Linked DNA regions of Homo sapiens: region 1 is linked to region 2. Evidence: read pairs that join two places in POLR2A ChIA-PET (ENCODE). Cell type or tissue: PC-3. All regions are shown on one strand. Links, peaks and the distances in the headings refer to the core of each region. The heading gives the core; the rest is flanking DNA.

The links. ChIA-PET counts read pairs that join two places held together with the same protein. Peaks named below come from ENCODE experiments on the same cell type or tissue, not always from the same donor. Only the 100,000 strongest peaks of a DNase experiment are listed, where the experiment ranks them.
Region 1: POLR2A ChIA-PET joins it to region 2 with 16 read pairs; 2 of 35 experiments call an interaction of 5 or more read pairs at or near these places.

What each region holds. Positions count from the first base shown.
Region 1 is chr1:27,775,315-27,785,473 of GRCh38, forward strand. The region is part of intron 1 of STX12 (syntaxin 12); the gene reads left to right. Among named protein-coding and RNA genes, the nearest start is that of STX12, 7.2 kb to the left of the region's middle. In PC-3, for the core only: no CTCF peak of the experiment used is centred there; no DNase peak of the experiment used is centred there.
Region 2 is chr1:27,530,121-27,540,279 of GRCh38, forward strand. AHDC1 (AT-hook DNA binding motif containing 1) reads right to left here. Exons shown (of 9, transcript NM_001371928.1): 9 at 4,125-4,796. LOC105376892 (a long non-coding RNA gene) reads left to right here. Exons shown (of 2, transcript NR_188658.1): 2 at 166-600. Among named protein-coding and RNA genes, the nearest start is that of WASF2, 45 kb to the left of the region's middle. RefSeq lists an enhancer at 7,420-8,021. In PC-3, for the core only: no CTCF peak of the experiment used is centred there; no DNase peak of the experiment used is centred there; H3K27ac peaks cover 1,179 bases.

The DNA of each region.
Region 1 (10,159 bases), core at 3,200-7,199, 250 kb after region 2:
AGGCTGGTATGCAGTGGCATGATCTCAGCTCACTGCAGCCTCAACCTCCCTGGCTCAAGCAGTCCTCCTGCCTCAGCCCTACAAGTAGCTGGGACTACAGGTGTGCACCACCACGCCCGGCTAATTTTTATATTTTTTGTAGAGATGGAGTTTCACCATGTTGTCCAGTCTGGTCTTGAACTCCTGTGCTCAAGTGATCCACCCACCTTGGCCTCCGAATAGGCCAGGATTACAGGCATGAATCATCATGCCTGGCCTTCAACATATATTTATTTGAGTATGTAGTAAGTATAAGAACTGGCATGGATCTTTCAACAGGGAACCTGCAGAGTTCATAACCAAAATATAAAGTTGAAAGGGATTGGTGCTATAGAAGACATATAAATAACATGCAGGTATTCTGGGAAGAGAGAGATTGTTTTTAATTGAGAAGGCATTATGGCATTTGAGTTATGTCTGGAAAGAGGATGGAAAGATTTGGACCTTCGAAGGTAAAGAGGAGAAGAGCATTCCAGGAGGGAATAAAATGAACAGGCATCATAGTGGGGAAGCATAGAGTATATCTAGAAGAGTAATTTAATTTGGCTAGAGTGGTGGATTCCAGAAAGTAGTGGGAAAAAAGGATTGAAAGGTAAATTGTGGCCCAAACATGAAGGATGTTAAATGCTAAGCTAAGGGGCTTGGATTTAGTTATTTAGGAAAGTGCGAATTGAATTCAAAGGGAGAGACTGGAATCAGAGATACCAGTTAGGGCTGTGAAAATGAAAAGAAAGGAAAGGATAGGAGAGGTTTCCTTGGTGATAGAATTGGTAAGATTTAGCTATTGATTGGGCATTGGGCCTCAGGGGATCATTTAAGTCAACTGTTAGTAATATTAATAGCTAACATTTGAGTACATACTGTGTTCCAGGCAGTATGAAAAGTGCTTTACATACATTATCTTATTTTATAACAACTCTGAAGCACCAGTATCATTTCCATGTTATGTATTAGGAAACAAACTAAGAAAGGTTAAATAGTTGCCCTGCTAACAAATGACAATATCTGAATTTGAAACTAGGTCTCTTATGACCAGCAATTTGTCTTTTTATTACTTTTTATTAATATTACAGTTCTGGGCTGTGCTCAGTGGCTCACACCTGTAATCCCAGCACTTTAGGAGGCCAAAGAGGGAGGATTACTTGAGGCCAGGAGTTTGACACTAGCCTGGACAACATAGTGAGACCCCATCTCTACAAAAAAAAAGTTAAAAATTAGCCAGACATGGTAGCATGTGCCTGTAGTCCTAGCTACTCAGGAGGCTGAGGCTGGAGAATCTCTTGAGCCCAGGAGTTGGAGGCTGCAGTGAGCTGTGATTATGCCACTGTACTGCAGCCTGGGTGGCAGATCAATACTTTGTCTCTAAATAAATAAATTAAAAATAAATAAATCAATAACAGTGCTATAGCAGTTAACACTTCAGGTTTACAAGTATGCAAATAACTTGTTTTTTCACTCTCCAGAGGACACTCTGTGGGGGAAATACCTGAAGCCGTGGTGCTTTCTCTTCTCGTGGTGTGTTCATCTCCTCTGCCAGATTGTTAGCTCCTTTGAGTCAAGGGACATGACTTATTCATCTTTATATTTCCAGTACTTATCTCAGTCCCAAACATATGAAAGATTCATTGATCCACTATGCAACAAATATTCCTGGAGCACCTGCTGTGTGCTGGGGTGAAGCAGAACAAGAGATAAAATCCCTCCCCTGATTGTGTGTATATGTGTGTTTCTGTGTGCGGGGGGAGTATGTATACACACATACGTACATACACATATAAATAATGTCAAGTAATAATAAATGCTATGAAGAAAAAGCAGGGTAAGTGGGTAGAGAGTCAGGGAAGAGGGAGGGTGGGTGCATTATTTTAGTTGATCAAGGAAGGCATCTCTGAGGAGCTGACATTTGAGTGAGTAGACATGTGAATGAAATGAGCAAGAGCTGTGTGAGTAGCTGGGAAAGGCATTCTAGGTAGAGGGCAAGAGCAAGGACTTTGATGTGTTCAAAGAAGAGCAAGGAGGCTAGTTTGGCTGGAGTACCGTTAGAAAAGGGAGGCAGAATAGGAAAAGAGGCCAGAGAGGTAACCAGGGATCACATTATATAGGATCTTGATGCATAATAAATTGTATCAAATTGATTTGAATGAATGAGGCATTTCTACCATTTTGGAACTCTTCCTGCCTCTTTCCCCTTGTACTGTGTAGTACATACCATATCCTATGACCCTAGGCAGTGTGAGTTGAGATTCTTCCAGGCCGGACACGGTGACTCACGCCTGTAATCCCAGCACTTTGGGAGGCTGAGGCAGGCGGATCACAAGGTCAGGAGTTTGAGACCAGCCTGGCCAATATGGTGAAACCCTGTCTTTACTAAAAATACAAAAAAATTAGCCAGGCGTGATGGTGCACGCCTGTAATCCCAGCTACTTGGGAGGCTGAGGCAGGAGAATTGCTTGAATCCGGGAGGCGGAGGTTGCGGTGAGCCGAGATTGCGCCACTGCACTCTGGCCTGGATGACAGAGCGAGACTCAGTCTCAAAAAAAAAAGAAAAAAGAAAGAAATTCTTCCTTTGGAATTGTTTGGTGAGAAATGGGAAATCTGAAATTGATGGGATGACGTTGCATCTACTCAGTTATCAAGCTAGTGCCTATCCCCAAACCTCTCCAAGAGGCCAGCACACCCAAATATACCCTTAGAATATGAGCTCTCAGACATATATATTACCCACACACCCATACAGCCCTGCAAGGACTTGTACCCATTAAAAGTCTGAGAGCATAGTTATTCTTTTTTCTAAACTGTTCAGCCACAGATGTGGGGTTGGAATTGCTGAGCACATCAGCCTGAGATAAGGCAGCTCACTGCGTGGGTTGTTACAGGTACAGCTAAGGTTGACTGCCTGGTACAAGTGGTGATTATCAGTATGTGTTGGGTACAGAAGAAAAATATTTGACTTACTGTGGAACAAAGTGTCTGGGCAAGTATTGCTGAGGCAGATATAGCTGAAAACCTATTAGCCTCAAAGTTAACTCTGAAGGGATTAAAGAACAGCATTTCTGACTGGGCGAGGTGTCTCACGCCTGTAATCCCAGCACTTTGGGAGGCCGAGGCGATCGGATCACCTGAGGTCAGGCATTCGAGACCAGCCTGGCCAACATGGCGAAACCCTGCCTCTACTAAAAATCAAAAAGTAAGCCGGGTGTGATGGCAGGCGACTGTAGTCCTAGCTGCTCGGGAGGCTGAGGTAGGAGAATCGCCTGAACTGGGGAGGTGCAGGTTGCAGTAAACCAAGACCAAGATCGCTCCACTGCACTCCAGCCTGGGCAACAGAGCGAGATTCCATCTCAGGAAAAAAAAAAAAAAAAGAACAGCATTTCTGTTCTTTATGTTGCTAATTGATGTGATCTTGTTTACTAACAAAATAAGAAGAGTGGAGGTCTCACTCTGTCACCCAGGCTGGAATGCAGTGTGCAATCGTAGTCCACTGTAACCTCAAACTCTTGGGCTTTAGCGATCCTCTTACTTGAGTCTCCCAAATAGCTAGGACTACAGGCATATGCCACTGCGCCTGGCAAGTTGTAAAAGTTTTTTAGAGACGGGGGTCTCGCTGTGTTGCCCAGGCTGGTCTTGAATTCCTGACCTCAAACCATCCTCCCACCTCAGTCTCCCAAAGCAAGAAGAGTTGAACATTTAAAATTGATTATTATGAAATCCTTGGGGTTCCACTTTCAAAGTTATTTTCATGTTTGCCCCTTATTTTTTATGTTTCTTTGCTATCCTCTTAAGTATTCATCAGCTCAACATCTGTATTTCAACAGCATATTCATAGTGTCTCTGATTATGGTCTTGCCCCATTCTAGTTTATACTGATGGTGCTATCAGCACTATGTCTAAAGTCCTGTTTTTATTATACTGCTCACTTCCTCAAGAGCCTAAAGTGGCTCTCTGTTGTCTATTGAATCAGATGGTTTTTTTTGTTTTTGTTTTTTTTTGTTTTTTTTTGAGCCAAGTCTCACTCTGTCGCCCAGGCTGGAGTGCCATGGCGCAATCTTGGCTCACTGTAACATCCACCTCCTGGGTTCAAGCAGTTCTCCTGCCTCAGCCTCCCGAGTTGCTGGGATTACAGGACCTGCCACCACGCCCAGCTAATTTTTGTATTTTTATAGAGACAGGGTTTCACCATGTTAGCCAGGCTGGTCTCGAACTCCTGACCTCAGATGATCCACCTGCCTCGGCCTCCGAAAGTGCTGGGATTACAGGCATGAGCCACCGTGCCTGGCCTGAATCAGATCTTAATATTTCACCTTGCTTTCACTCCCTGCGATCTTAACCCAAATTAGCCATATTTTCTACTCTTCCTTACTCTTTGCTAGGAAGGCTATTTTCTTTATGTTTCTCAACTCTATCTTTCAGTTTATATTTTGCTCATTTGGTTCCTCCTTTTTTTTTTTAGAGAAAGAGAGTTTCGCTGTTGTTAACAGCCCAGGCTGCAATGCAGTGGTGCGATCTCGGCTCACCACAACCTCTGCCTCCCAGGTTCAAGCGATCCTCCAGCCTCAGCCTCCCGAGTAGCTGGGATTACAGGCGTGTACCACCACGCCCGGCTAATTTTGTATTTTTAGTAGACACAGGGTTTCTCCATGTTGGTCAGGCTAGTCTTGAACTCCTGACCTCAGGTGATCCGCCCGCCTTGGCCTCCCAAAGTGCTGGGATTACAAGCATGAGTCACTGCGTCCGCCCTTTGGTTCCTCCTTTTTTTAGTATCTTTTCTCTCCCTACCTCATTGGCTATCTAAATTATACAAATCCTCTCAGTTGTGCATAAGTCCTGCTGATAGCAATTAAGTTTTTCTTTGCTTGTTTTTTTTTTTTTTTTTTGAGACGGAGTCTTGCTCTGTTTCCCAGGCTGGAGTGCAGTGGGGCGATCAGGCTCATTGCAACTTCCGCCTCCCAGATTCAAGCAATTCTCCTGCCTCAGCCTCCCCAGTAGCTGGGATTACAGGCGTGCACCACATGCCCGACTAATTTTTGTATTTTTAGTAGAGACAGGGTTTCACCATGTTGGCCAGGCTGGTCTTGAACTCCTGACCTCAGGTGATCTGCCTGCCTTGCCCTCCCAGAGTGCTGGGATTACAGGCGCCCAGCCTTCCTTTGCTTTTGAAAGACAAAGTGAAGTCAGAAAGATCATGGACTCTCCGGGGTCAGCAGATCTGTGACTGAATCCCTCCCCTTCCATGTATTAACCTCGAGCAGGTTATTTTCCCTGCCGTGTGTAACCCCATTTATAAAATGAGTGAAATTATTAAAAGGGGATGTTTGAGGCTGGGCACAGTGGCTCACACCTGTAATCCCAGCACTTGGGGAGGCTGAGGCGAGTGGATCTCTTGAGCTCAGAAATTTGAGACCAGCCTGGGCAACTTGGCGAAACCCTGGCTCTACCAAAAATACAAAAATTAGCTGGGTGTGGTGGCACACACCTGTAGTCCCAGCTACTTGGGAGGCTGAGATGGGCAAATCGCTGATCGCTTGAGCCTGGGAAGCAGAGGTAGCAGTGAGCCGAGATCACGTCACTGCACTCCAGTCTGGGTGACAGAGTGAGACCCTGTCTCAAAAAAAAAAAGGGGGGATGTTTGAAAGTGTCTGGTATACTGCCTGCCTGGCACATAGCAGGCGTTCAATAAATGGTGACATTATTATTATTTTTATTATTTTGAGATGGAGTCTTGCTCTGTCACTCAGGCTGGAGTACAGTGGCGCAATCTCAGCTCACTGCAACCTCTGCCTCCCGGGGTTAAGCAATTCTCATGCCTCAGCCTCCTGAGTAGCTGGGATTACAGGCTCATGCCACCACGCCCAGCTAATTTTTGTATTTTTAGTAGAGACAGGGTTTCACCATGTTGACCAAGCTGGTCTCGAACTCCTGACGTCAGGCGATTTGCCCACTGCAGCCTCCCAAAGTGCTGGGATTATAGGTGTGAGCCACCACGACCAGCCCCAGTGGTGACATTATTAATACTTGTTGAATCCCTTGCCCTGCAATAGTTTAATAGTTAGGTAGGCAGGCTCAGGAGTCATATTGCCAGGATTTGAATCCTAGATCTGCTTCTTACTAGCTGTGTAAACACATTGCTTTACCTATTTCTCAGTTTCCTTATTGTTAAAATGGAGTTAATAATACCTATTTCATAGGGTTGTGATGATTAAATGAGATAATTCATCTACAGTCCCTGCTACATAGTAAGTGCTTAAGAAATGTTAGCTCTCATTTTGGTGTATTTCCTTTGAATTTATAATACAAGCAATTTTCCCTCACAGTTTAGCACGCACTTATATTATATATTCTTTAATTAATTCAAGCTTTTTGATATTGTCACCCCAAGCAGAGAGATCACTGTTAGTTTTGTGGAGACCATGCATTATACATTTGTCTTTAGTCACAGTGCCTGGAACAACAATGCATATATAGTTGGCATTCAATATGTACTTAATTGATTTTATTACTGCTAAGTACATTTTTCTTGGTCTTGAGTTTGATAATAATAGCTATCTTTAATTGAGTGCTTTTATGTGCCATTGTTCTAAATTTAGCTTCGTATCATCTCATTTCATCCTCACAACAACCATATGAAGATTCTCTTATTCTCATTTTTAAGGCAAAGAAACTAAGGCATAGAGGAGTGGAGCCTTTTACTCAAGATCACTTTGCTTGGAAGTAGCGGGACCACGACAAGCATAGGCATAAGCAGTGGTTTTTTGTTTTTTGTTGTTTTGAGAAAGGGTCTTGCTCTGTCACCCAGGATGTGCCAGTAGTACAGTGGTACCGTCATAGGTCACTGCAACCTTGAACTCAAGGGATCCCCCCACCTCCACCTTCCGAGTAGCTAGGACTACAGGCACGCACCACCACGTCCAAGTAATTTTTTAATTTTTTGTAGAGACGGGCTCACTTTGTTGCCCAGGCTGGTGTCAAACTCCTGGGTTCAAGTGATCCTCCCACCTTGGCCTCCCAAAGTGCTGGGGTTACAAACTTGAACCACCATGCCTGGCCATATAGGCGGTCTTAATTCAGAGCTATGCTCTTAACCATTGCATATTCTGAAACTGGTATGGTTAAAGGAAAATTATACCTTTGATATTTAGTATCCATTTTCACTTTAGTCTAGAACTTTACTGTTATGGTACAGTGGCTATTTTTTAAAGTCAGGTTGATGGACACGGTGACTCACACCTGTAATTCCAGCACTTTGGGAGGGCAGGGTGGGCAGATCGCCTCAGGTCAGGAGTTCGAGACCAGCCTCGCTAACATGGTGAAACCCTGTTTACTAAAAATATACAAATTAGCCCGGCATGGTGGTGGGCACCTGTAATCCCAGCTACTTGGGAAGCTGAGACAGGAGAATCACTTGAACCCAGGAGGTGGAGGTTGCAGTGAGCTGAGACCGTGCCATTGCACTCCAACCTGGGCAAAGAGAGCAAAGCTCTGTCTCAAAAAAATGAAACATTTTTTAAAAAAGGTAATTTTCATTGTAGTGATATAAAAACAGAATGTAAACCTAATTTTCAGAGTAAAACACTGAGATGACTTCATTTTCATAATCACCACATAGGCTATCATTTTCTCATTTGGTGTAAATAATGTTTTTTTGTTGTTGAATTTGTTTAAAATACTGACTTAGAGCATTCGATCCTGTCAAATGAAGAGAAATCTTTTTCCCACCTCTGATGATAGTTACTTTCAATATAATTTGACTTTGATTTGACTTTGCTTTGGATGAAGGTTCATTTGGAGATTCAGATTCTGCCGATATCAGCTTAAAGTACAAAAAGAATTTTCAGTTTAGAGTAGTTCCTAGTGTGGATGTTAGCTGTAATGTATAACAAATTGATTTGCTTCATACTCTTTTAAAAGTTTTAGCCAGGATATGCTTTTTTAAAATGAGAGGTCAGCGATAGGAGAAATTGAGTCCTAGTTGTTTGTTTTTTGTTTTTGTTTTTGTTTTTTTGAGATGGAGTCGCGCTCTGTTGCCGAGGCTGGAGTGCAGTGGCACGATCTCAGCTTACTGCAACCTCCGCTCCCGGGTTCAAGCAATTCTTCTGCCTCAGCCTTCTGAGTAGCTGAGACTATAGGCATGTGCCATCATGCCTGGCTAATTTTTGTATTTTTAGTAGAGATGGGGTTTCTCCATGTTGGCCAGCCTTGTCTCAAAACTCCTGACCTCAGGTGATCCACCCACCTTGGCCTACCATAGTGCTGGGATTACAGGTGTGAGCCACCACGCCCAGCTGAGTCCTAGTTTTAAAAAGAACAAAATTGCTTACACAGAACTGAAGGACTTGTCTTTACCTTTGGCCTAGTCATCTGGTTTCTAGGATTATGTAACATTTCATAGGAAATACCCAATTATTTTCCTTCAAAAAGTTGTAGCACATCAGTCTAACATAAAACCTTCATTTAGTAGAATGCTTGGAAAAGGAGTTTTCTCATTAACCAAGTTAGCCAGAAGATTCAACTCATCCTGGTAAAAATATTTCCAAAAAGCATCACTTGGCCAAGCGTGGTGGCTCATGCCTATAATCCCAGCACTTTGGGAGGCTGAGGCAGGCAGATCATCTGAGGTCGGGAGTTTGAGACCAGGCTGACCAACATGGAGAAACCCCATCTCTACTAAAAATAGAAAAAATTAGCCGGGCATGGTGGCACATGCCTATAATCTCAGCTACTCGGGAGGCTGAGGCAGGAGAATCGCTTGAACCTGGGAGGCAGAGGTTGCGGTGAGCTGAGATCACACCATTGCACTCCAGCCTGGGCAACAAGAGCGAAACTCTGTCTCAAAAAAAAAAAAGTGTCACTTTACTTTTTAAATTTTTATTCATTTGTCTATTTATTTTGAGACAGAGTCTTGCTCTGTTGCTTAGGCTGGAGTGCAGTGGCATGATCATAGCTCACTGCAGCCTCAAACTTCTGGGCTTGAGCGATCCTCTTCTCTCAGCCTCTTGAGTAGCCAGGACTACAAGCATGCGCCACCATGCTTGGCTAATTTTTAAATTTTTTGTAGAGGCAGTTTTCACTATGTTGCCCAGGCTGGTCTTGAACCCCTGACCTCAAGTGATCTGCCCACCTTGGCCTCCCAAATTGTTGGGATTGTAGGTGTGAGCCACTGTGCCTGGCCTCACTTTTCTTTTTGATATTTTAAGTATGCTCAAGGGCAAATAAATGTATCTGTAAACACGTTATTCCTTTGTGTGCTTTAGGTTTACTGAAAGATACATCTCTTAGATGTAAAATACATGAGTCATTGAGTTACTAGTTTTGAACAAATCCCTGATGTTGGTGATTATAGAGGGCAATATACAAAAAGTCCTGCTTCTCTGGGTTCCAGTAAACTACGACACTGTTGTCCTTATGATTTGAGTTTTAGGGTATCTGATACCTGAGTCTTGCTGGAAACTTTAAAGAAAATATCTTAATATTTAGGAATTTAGAAAGTGTTAAGGCTTAGATTAATTCTGGTGCTTAGCTAGCAAATGACCCTATAATATTCCCAACACCCCCACTTCCTCAACCCCTCCCTATCTTTCCACCCCCCAAATTTAGGTCATCCCAACAAAGGAAATCAGAAAAGTCTAGATGAAGAAGAGTTCTCCACTGAGAATATGCAGAGAACAGCTGATTATTAATTGATTTTTTCATATTCTATAAAATTCCCATAGCTCTGTAGCTTATTTAATAAATTTTGATAGATGATTAATAACTTGATACTTTGGCATACTTCTAAAGTTTCTAAGGAATGCTCTACTTTTTAAAGACACTCAATAAGAAAAGACCTATTTCCTTGACTTTTTTTGTCAGATCTACGTTTACATGTTATCATATATTCAACCATTTTCTGGATGGGTGTGTGTGTGTTGGGAGGAGTTATACATACACAAAAATGAGTAGAATGCAGTCCCTGCCTTCTAGAGGGATATAGTCAGTCCAGTCCTGTTTGTACCTTGCATTTATGAAGTTAAGAAAGTCACAGGTGGAACCTTTCTAAGCCAAACTTTCGGGTTGCAAAAGTACTCCTTGGTTACACAGCATAATTCTTTGACTGGAGCTATTTCACTGTTATTGAATTTTGGAA
Region 2 (10,159 bases), core at 2,492-6,491:
GACTTGGGCATCGGCATTTTGAAGCTCTCCAGGCAATTCCTTTCTAGGATCTAGAACCCCTTATGTACATGAATAGACTAACAAGTGTTGACACAGGGGTTATAGCCAGGGATGGGAGTAGAGAGGATTTTCACTTTTTTTGTTGTTTGTTTTTTTGTTTTTGAGATGGAGTCTGGATCTGTCACGCAGGCTGGAGTGCAGTCGCGCGATCTCAGCTCACTGCAACCTATGCCTCCCAGGTCAAGCGATTCTCCTGCCTCGGCCTCCCAAGGAACTGGAACCACAGGCGCGCGCCACTGCGCCCAAGGATTTTCACTTTTAACTGTACAGTGAAGCACAGACTTCTGAGCCAGACTGCTTGGTCTGAACTCTGGTGTCACCACTTAGTAAGTTCTGGTTTGAATGTACTCACTGAGTGGTCTTCATAAATTACCTCTCTGCACTTGAGTCTCCTGTCTGTAAAATGGGGATAATAATCATTACAACGAAGCCTCATAGGATTCTGGTGGAGACCAAATGCATTAATACATATGCAAAGCATTTGGAACAGCTGGCATATATAAGTGCCATATATCTATTATTAAAAATTTTTAAATTATAGAATGGATTAATTTTTGGATTTTATAAGCAGATTCCGCCCCCCGCCCCGCCTTAAAACTGTTATGAAAAAGCAAGAAAGGCCAGGTGCAGTGGCTCACGCCTGTAATCCCAGCACTTTGGGAGGCCAAGGTGGGCGGATCACGAGGTCAGGAGTTCAAGACCAGCCTGGCCAACATGGTGAAACCCTGTCTCTAGTAAAAACACAAAAATTAGCTGGGCGTGCGGGCACCTGTAATCCCAGCTACTTGGGAGGCTGAAGCAGGAGAATTGCTGCCACTGCGGAGGTTGCAGTGAGCCGTGATTGCGCCACTGCACTCCAGCCTGGGAGACAGAGCAAGACTCTGTCTTGGGATAAAAAAAAAAAAAAAAAAAGAAAAAAGAAAAAGAAAAAGAAAAAGGAAAGGGGAAAATTTTTTTTTAGACGAAGTTTCGCTCTGTTGCTCAGGCTGGAGTGCAGTGGCGCCCTCTTGGCTCACTGCAAGCTCCGCCTCCCGGGTTCACACCATTCTCCTGCCTCAGCCTCCTGAGTAGCTGGGACTACAGGCGCCTGCGCCTACGCCCGGCTAATTTTTTGTGTTTTTAGTAGTGACGGGGTTTCACCATGTTAGCCAGGATGGTCTCGATCTCCTGACCTCAGGTGATCTGCCCGCCTCGGCCTCCCAAAGTGCTGGGATTACAGGCGTGAGCCACCGCACCAGGCAGGAAAAAAATTTAACAAAGAAAAAAAGGCTGGGCGTGGTGGCTCGCACCTGTAATCCCAGCACTTTGGGAGGCAAAGGCTGGAGAATTGCTTGAGGTCAGGGGTTTGAGACCAGCCTGGGGAACATGGCAAGACACCATCTCTAAAAAGCAGAAATAGAAGAAAAATACAAAAAGGGGGAAAAAAATAAAGGAAGGGCCTAAAGCCTAGGCCAGCCTACTTCTGCCACTTTCCACGTGAGCTTTGGACCAGTCCCTTACTCTGTGTCTGGGAACCTGTCTTCTCATCTGTAAACCAAGTGAGCATCTTTCTCTACCTCAAAGATTGTTCTGAAGAATAAACGCCTCAGGGAAGTGTTTAATAAATGATGGCGAAACCCACGTATCTGAGAGCCACATTGCCTTGATGCATTCTGGGATCAGGTGTGGCACTGGGGCGGTGGTAGGGCCCTGACCTCTGAAAAGAACGGATCAAAACAGGGTGTGCCCCAAACCTGCACCATACACTGTGCAGGGTCTTTGCTGCCCTTAACTAAGGGCACAGAGAACCTTCCATCCCAGAGGCCCTGGTCCATCTCCCGAGTCTGGTCTCCAAAATACACCACAGCCTGCCTCACCCCTTACTAAGCAGCAGGCCCTAGGCTGAAACCCCTCCCCTTCCTGAGCGCCCATTCTCTTGCTGCCCCTCCGTTCCCATCTCCTGGAGCCCCTGTTCTCACCAAGCCTTCCTACCATCACTTCCCTCTCCCTATGCCCCTCTCTTCATAGTGAACCCCCATCTTCCCTTCGAGTTAAGGGGCCCCTTCACTGTGCCATAATCAACCCGTCAAACTCCCACTTCCTTCCTGGGTCTCCTCTCTCTGCCCCAGTTCCAAAGCCCTGGGGCCCACAACCCTTCACTGCCCTTCCTCCCCTTCTCAAGACCTATCTCATGTTGAGCCCCAGTCCCTTCCACTGAGCAATCCACCACTGTCTCCTCCCCTCCCCGAAACCTCCTCTGGGCCGCCACTCCTCTGAGCCCTCAGCCGGACTCACCAGGCCCCACTCTGATTCCCTTGAAGCCAACTGGGCCCGGCCTGCCCCACCTGGACAGCCTCCCCGAGTCTCTTCTTCTTCCTCAGCAGCCGCTGAACACAGGCATTTTCTCCCTGCGGGTGATTCTTGAGGCTGAACACAGGTTTCTCTGCGGTTGGCCTATCTGAGCCTCATCCACTGCTTTCTCTGATGCTGCCCACCCGCTCCAACCAGCCTCCACCTTACCCAGAGTGACCTTGCCAAAGCCCTCTCCCCTCCCTAAACACAGCGTGTGCCCAACAGAGCTAACTGCTTGTGGCTCCTGCCTCCTGTTACCCTTTCGCATCTCTAGGCCTTTGCACATCCTCTTCCTCCTCCAGGAACTCCCTCACTTTTCTGCCCAGCACCTTAGGCTTGGCTCTGTAGAAGCTTTCTCCTCAGAGAAGCCCTCCTCCCTAACTCTCAGGGGGTCTCACTGCTTCTTGCCCCCACTTCCAGCTCATATTGCATCGTTAGCTTGAGTGTAGTGTTGTCTTCCCCGTCAGCAGTCAGGAAGCGTGGGGTAATGTCTTCATCTCTGAGTCTGGGGGATGTAGGGAGGGGGCTTGGTGGGTGGATGAGCTTTTTGCATCTAGCACAGAGGCAACAGTTTCAGGGGACTGTGACCTGAGTCCTCCTGCCTCTTCCAGACAGGTGTGCCCAGAAGGTGTGTTTCCTCCTCAGACCACGGGCTCCTCTGACTCTCCTGAGGCCAGGGCCTAGCTGGCTGGGTCAGGGAGGGCAGGCCCCGTGGCACGATCCCTTGGCATCTCCCTGAGCTTCACTGAGGAGGGACGTGAAGCCACACTCAGCAGAACTTAAACATAAAATGGGTCTATGGGAAAAACTGCTTCCCAAAGACCAGGGAGGCCAAAGTGGGCATCATTTGGGCAAGGACACCCAAGAGGTCCCCAAAGTCAGGGATCAGGAAACAGCTCAGCTCTTCCAGGCCCACCAGACGCAGGCACAGGGTTAGGAGTTTTCTTTTTCCAAAGTTTACCAAAGCAGGGAGGAAACATTTGGAGTTCAGGGTAGACAGAAAGGGGAGGGCAGAGCAACACTGGGGTGACTGGCCTCGTCATATCCCAGGTTCTGCATAAGCAGATGTGGGGGTGTTGGGGTAAAATGAGGGGCCTGGAAGCAGAGAAGACTGATGACCTGGGGCAAATGGGAGATACATAGACGGGGGGCACTCCAATCCTAGTGGGAAAGGGAGGCCCCATGAGGGTTCCGGGACTTAGGACGGAATGAGTGTCGCCAAGAGAGATGTCCCTGAACCAGAGTAGAACTGTGAGGCCCAAAGGCCATGAATACACAGGACACACAAAGGGACTCGAGGCAGAGACCTGGGACCTTGGATGGAATAAGGGGGTCCAGAAGCAGGAGCCCCATGATGGAGGTTCCTCAGGGAGAGGAAACCCAGCATTTGGGGAGACCTTGGACTTGGGATAGAATATAGGGAGAGTCAGAGGAGACCCAGGACCTAGGACAAAATGGAGGTCCAAGAGGCAGAATCCCTGGACCTGGGACTGAACGCATGATCAAGGGCCAGGATGTCCTCGGCAGCAGAGTGGGGAGCTCAGAGGCAGGGGAGACGCAGGGCCTGGAGTGAAATGAGGGGGAACCCAGATCTCAGGCAGAAGGGAAAACTCAGTGGCCAGGAACACGTGTAGGTATTTCAACTCCTCTGGAGAACCAGTAGCTGGTGACAAAACCCAGCGGTGTCCCTTCCATTCCCTCCACCCTCACTCCCCCTTTCACAAGACACAAGGTTGGTTTTTTTTTTTTGTTTTTTTTTTGTTTTTTTTTTGCTTTTTTTCATTTCTTTTTAATACAAACTTGGATCTTTGGGTGTGTCCTGCCAACAGAAAACAACAACAACAACAACAGAAGAGAAAACCCAAAAGAGTGAAAAATAAGAAAGAAAAAAAAAGCTCCCGCAAGAGGTTCTTCTCCCTCCCCCCCACCATGCGAATTTGCACACCACGGGACCACAGCAGGTTTACAGAATGCAATATACAATCCACGATTTATAATAAAACAGTATATACAATAAATAGGATATTGTTCATTTTTGTCAAACGACCTGTAGATAAATTTCTCAGTGCATACTTGCAGGGGCTCTGGACACCTCGGGGCCCCGCTCGCAACCTCTTGCACACGCTCGCTCTCTCGCTCTCTCTCTCTCTTTTTTTTTTTTGTCTTTTTCTAAAACTGTGTTTTGTTTTTAAGTTTTGTACATTTTTAAAAAGTATTTACAATTGCTGGTTTTGTGCAGAAAGGGCTCACCTTCGGCTTCTGCGTGGAGGAGATGGGTGGGAGGGGGTGGAGGGAGATGGGTCTGCAGGGGGTGTAGGGGGCAGGGTGGGAGGCAGAGGGGCAGGAGCTCCTGCCAGAGGACGATGTGGACGCTGGGAGGGATCTTGGCGTTGGTTTTCTGAAAGCTGCAAAGAAACACAAGAGAAGAGGCAGGAGTGAGCGGCACGCATCGACTGTGCTCTGAGATCAGGGAAGTGAAGAGGGAGACCCCCACCCAGCTCCTCCCAGGATTCAGCAGGGTGAGGGGGAAAGCTAACCACTGTTCTTTCTCACAAAAACTCAGACCTGCCTTCTCTGAGCCCAGTTTCCCCATCTGTAAAATATGCGTGTCCAAGCCCCAAAACACAGGGTGAAGCAGGTGCTGGGTGAGGAGGTGGGGTTCCAGGCAGTGGAATTTGTTAAGAGCTTGGGCTCTGGAATCAGACACAGCTGAGTTCAAATACCAGTGCCACCCTTTAGTAGTGCTATGACCTTGGGCATGTTGTTGAACTTCTGTGAGCCTCAGTTTGCCCATCTGTAAAAAGAAGATAACTGAACTACCCCATTGGTTTGCTGGGAGGATTCAGCGGTATAGGACAGATGAAGCCTGGTCCTTAAGTGCATAATAAATTATACTGATTATTATTCATTATTATTTTTCTGGGGCAGTTAGGCTCTCCAAACCTGCCTCCTCATGTCATGATGAGTTTAGTAATTCCTCCAACTTAGGCTGTTCTGAGGAATGACATCATGGGGAGGGCAGGGCCTCAGCACACAGCACAGGTGTGAACAACTGCTTTTATTTCTTCTAAATCCAATCCTCTTCTTACCAATGCCATTCTGTTCCTTAGAGAGGTGAGGTGAGGAGGAAGTCTTTCTCAGTGAAAGAACAGAGAAACTGCCCAACACAATGCCATCTGTGTTTGGCTTAACCCTGCCTTCCTGAAGCTCAGACACTCCCAAGTTCCCAGTTCCTCCCATCGCCAGACACTCGAGATTGGAAGTACCCCTTTTTCCCAGACAGTTCTCATTATGCTTGCGGGGCCCTGGGGATCTGACTTCCCTACCCAGACCCCCAGCTTGGCTAGACCCCCTGGATTCACAGCTCTGCTAGGGTGAGTGAGAAGGTCCCCTGAAGGACAGGGATGGGCTCGGGACTTCCTAAGAGCTCCAGTCATTATTAGCCTGGTCCTTTCAGACTTCTGTCCTCCTCTCAGAGCCCCGAGACACACATCTCCCACCCTCAGTGTGCGACCATCTCCATCCGAATTAAAGGGCGAGGTGAGGATGCTGAAAGGGCCTCCTCAGGTTCCTTAGGAGCCCATCCGTCCTCCCCCACACCAGCAGGAATCAGGCGGCGGCAGAAAGCCTCTCCTCCCTTGTACTTTCTTGGCTTCCCTTTCTACCAGAGCCACATTTAAATTCTGCTCAGCCTCGGCTGCTGTCTGCTGGGCAGTCAGCCCCGGGGACGACTTTTGTCCTGAGGCTGGACTTGCCAGGACTCCCCCAAGGTCCAGGGGAACCAGGTGGGCTCCTGCAGAGGCAGGGCAGCACCTCATCCTGGTGGACCAGACCAGGTGGCAGGCAGAGGCATAGGAGAGGAGAAGAGCTGCATCTTTGTTAAGCTGTCAGGTTGCCTGCAGTTGCAGGAGGATGGAATACTAGCCGTAGGGGCGAGCGGTGTGCCTGGGAGGGTGACAGCTGTGCTGCAATGGGGTGATAGGTAGAAAAGCAGCTCTTGGGGCAAGGGCTGCTGCTGGGATGAATGCAAGCTCTCCACAGTCAGGCGGTAAACAGGCTGCAGAGACAAGAGGGGTGTCTATTAGGGAGCAGAATGATTTTATCTGGGGTAACTGCTTGAGCCAGAGCGCTGGGGGCATCTATCCAGAGGACTGCTCTATTGCGGTTGAAGAACAGTTGCCAAGCTAAAGAACCTCTGTTGGGGTGTTGGGGGTGACAAGGGAAGGGGACTTTAGGATGGGCTGCTCCAAACCACTGGCAAACTGATATTGTCCAACGCCAGCCTCCCCTGCTCCCTCCAAGGGCCCCGGGGCAGGCTGGGAGCCTCTGCACAAATCCCTGCACCCCCACCCCCACCCCAGGCCCTTAGCCACTGCCAGTGACCCTCTCTAAGCCAGGTCTCCATGGTGATCTCAGCCCAGCAGGCGGCTCCTGCCAGAACCATTCCCGCGGTGCCTGCGGCCAGGCAGCAGGAGGCTTTCTCACCCTCTGCTAAGCCGCCCATCGCGTCTCACCTTCCTCCTCCCACTACCCTCCCCAGCTTTCAGGACTTGGCCAGCCAGAGACTTTGGCAGAATCTTCGGGATGGGAAGGAGCGGGGGAGGGGGGAAATCAAAGCCCAAAAGCCCCAGGGTTCTCTCATGGAGGTGGGGGAGAATGCTGTGGCTGTGTGGAACCCTGACCTCACCAGGTTCAGCTCTCCACAAAGCAGGACCAGACACTAACGTGCCAGGCAGCCCAGTGCTAGGCACTGGGGACAAAGCAGAGACCAAGACCGATCTGGTTCCTGTCTTTGAGAGGCTCACAGATAGAGGGGAAAGCAAAGCAGACCCCAAACCAGGGTAATTACCACGCAGGGAGACAGGGGCTGTGCCACGGAAGGTCCTGGGGAGGCAGCTAACCTGGTCGTGGCAGGAGAGACTGTGGCTCTTCAACCACTGCTGAACACTACCCAGCACATGCTGGGGCCAAGACGTACGCTGACTGAGTGACAGAGCGGGGACTGACCTGAGTCTGGTCAGCATGTCAAGGTCCAGCTCCGGCCTTGCACACCTTCAGAACACCTCCTTAGACCACCCTGTTACCATAGCTACGGTACCCTTGTCATCCCGACCTGGCTCCTCCAGGGCAGGAACCTATATGTGGTACTGCTGCACACCCAGGGCTAGCACGCACCGGCCCCCAGCACACCAACCACTGTTCTGCAGACTTCACCTTTTAGTGCCTCCGTGACACACAACTGCAGAGCCACATTCCTCTGAGTCCTCATGCTCCGGTGGTTTCACCATCTGAGGTGCCAGGGCATTAAGTGGTCTCTGCCTGTCAAGGGGGGGACTGGCACTGGCAGCAGTGAGGGACAGCTGAGCAGAGATTCAAAGTGCTGCAGAGCACATATAAATCAGGTTGTCCAGAGGGGGCTGCTCTCCTCCAAAAAGGAAAAGGAATATATATTTGTGCTTTCATTTAAGTGAACAGCAAACATGTATTCATGCCCACTGGCTGCCAGGGCATGAGTTAAGGTCTAACCTCTACTCTCTAGTCTCTACTCTCTTGAAAGGGTCCAATGTCAAACAAGGCAGTAGAGCAGAAGGCAAAAAAGAGTGCATGAGGCCGGGCAGGGTGACTCACGCCTGTAATCCCAGCACTTTGGGAGGCCGAGGTGGGTGGATCTCTTGAGCTCAGGAGCTCAAGACCAGTCTGGCCAACATGGAGAAACCCCGTCTCTACAAAAAATACAAAAACTAGCCAGGTGTGGTGGCACACACCCTGTAACCCCAGCTACTCGGGAGGCCGAGGCATGAGAATTGCTTGAACCCAGGAAGCGGAGGTTGCAGTGAGCTGAGATCGTGCCACTCCACTCCAGCCTGGGTGACAGAGCAAGACTGTCTCAAAAAAAAAAAAAAAAAACCAGAAAAGAAAAAGTGCATTAGAATTTGAGAGGCTGATTTCCTGTGTGACCCAGAGTAAGTCCCTTCCCTCTCTGGGCTTCAGGTTTTTTTGGTTGTTTTTTGTTTTTTTTTTGAGACAGGTTCTCACTCTATCACCCAGGCTAGAGTGCAGTGGCACAATCACGGCTCACTGCAACCTCCACCTTCCAGGCCCATGAGATCCTCCCATCTCAGCACCTTGAGTAGCTGGTACTACAGGCGCACATCACCACACCTGGCTAATTATTTTATTTTTTGAAAAGACAAGGTTCCATCATGTTGCCCAGGCTAGACTCGACCTCCTGAACTCAAGCAAACCACCTGCCTTGGCCTCCCAAAGTGCTGGGATTACAGGTGTGAGCCACTGCAGCAGCCTGAGTTTCTATTCTATAAAATAAGGGAGCTGAACAGGTGATGGGAGAGATCTTCCGGCACTGGGATGGTGCCCCAAAGACAAAGGGTCACAGGCAAACCACAGAGGCCCAAAGCCTGATCCATCCCTGTAACATTTTTAGGCAGCCAGGCCTGTGAGTCATCTCCATGTGGAGAGGATACTGCTTCCTGGGGGCTCAGCCCACAACTGGTATGCAGAAGTACCGTTGGACCTGGAATTCACTGAATTATCGATGAGGCTCCCAATCAGGGATGGGGAGGCTGTGTTTGTGTCTCCCTCTACTCCAGAGAAGCTTTTTTTCTTTTCTTTTTTTTTTTTTTTTTTGGAGATAGGGTCTCACTCTGTCACCCAGGCTGCAGTGCAGTGTCATGATCGAGGGTCACCGCAGCCTCAAACTCCTGGGCTCAAGCGATCTTCCCACCTCAGCCTCCTGAGTAGCTGGGACTACATGTGCATGCTACCACATCTGTCTAGTTTGTATTTTTGTAGAGATGGGGTCTTACTATGTTGCCCAGGCTGGTCTCAAACTCCTGGGCTCAAGCGATCCTCCCACCTCGGCACCCCAAAGTGCTGGATTGCAGGCGTGGTGAGCCACCATGCCAGGCCTGGAGAATTTTTTTTTTGTTTGTTTGAGATGGAGTCTTGCTCTGTTGCCCAGGCTGGAGTACAGCAGTGCAATCTTGGCTTACTGCAACCTCTGCCTACTGGGTTCAAGCAATTTTCCTGCCTCAGCCTCCCGAGTAGCTGGGATTACAGGTGTGCGCCACCATGCCTGGCTAATTTTTGTATTTTTAGTAGAGACAGGGTTTCACCATGTTGGTCAGGCTGGTCTCGAACTCCTGACCTCGTGATCCACCCACCTCGGCCTCCCAAAGTGCTGGGATTACAGGCGTGAGCCACCGCACCCGGCCTGAGAATTTTTTCAAATGTGAGTCCACTACTGACCAGAGGTGCTCCTTAAACTCTAGCTCTGCCAGCCATTCCCTCCTTAAGGTTCTTCTCATCTCCCCAGCTGTGAGGCAGTAGGACCAAATGGGGTTCCCCAGCCTTGTGTGACCCTGTGTCTCTACCACCTCTCAGAGCCTCACATTCCTTACCTGTCCTGGGAGGAGGCTAGCCTCACCTCCTCCATCTCTCTCTCTCTCTCTCTCCCCCACTCTCCACCCTCCAGCTGGAGATGCCATATGTAAAGACAGGCATTCCTGATGGGTTTGTGTCGGACATGCAACTGAAGTGGAGGCTGAGGAAAGAGCAAGAACCATGGAACCAGGCAATCCCCAGGGGCCCTTCCTGGCTCTACCTTCTGTGCTTCAATGACCAGGTGGCTCTGAGTCCTCAGGCGAGGACCTTTCCCTCTTTGTAAACTGGATGGATTGTGCTTGGAGAGGTCCACAGGCCCAGTGAGCTCTGAGAATTTGAACTGGTTTATTTACACACCCTGTCCCTG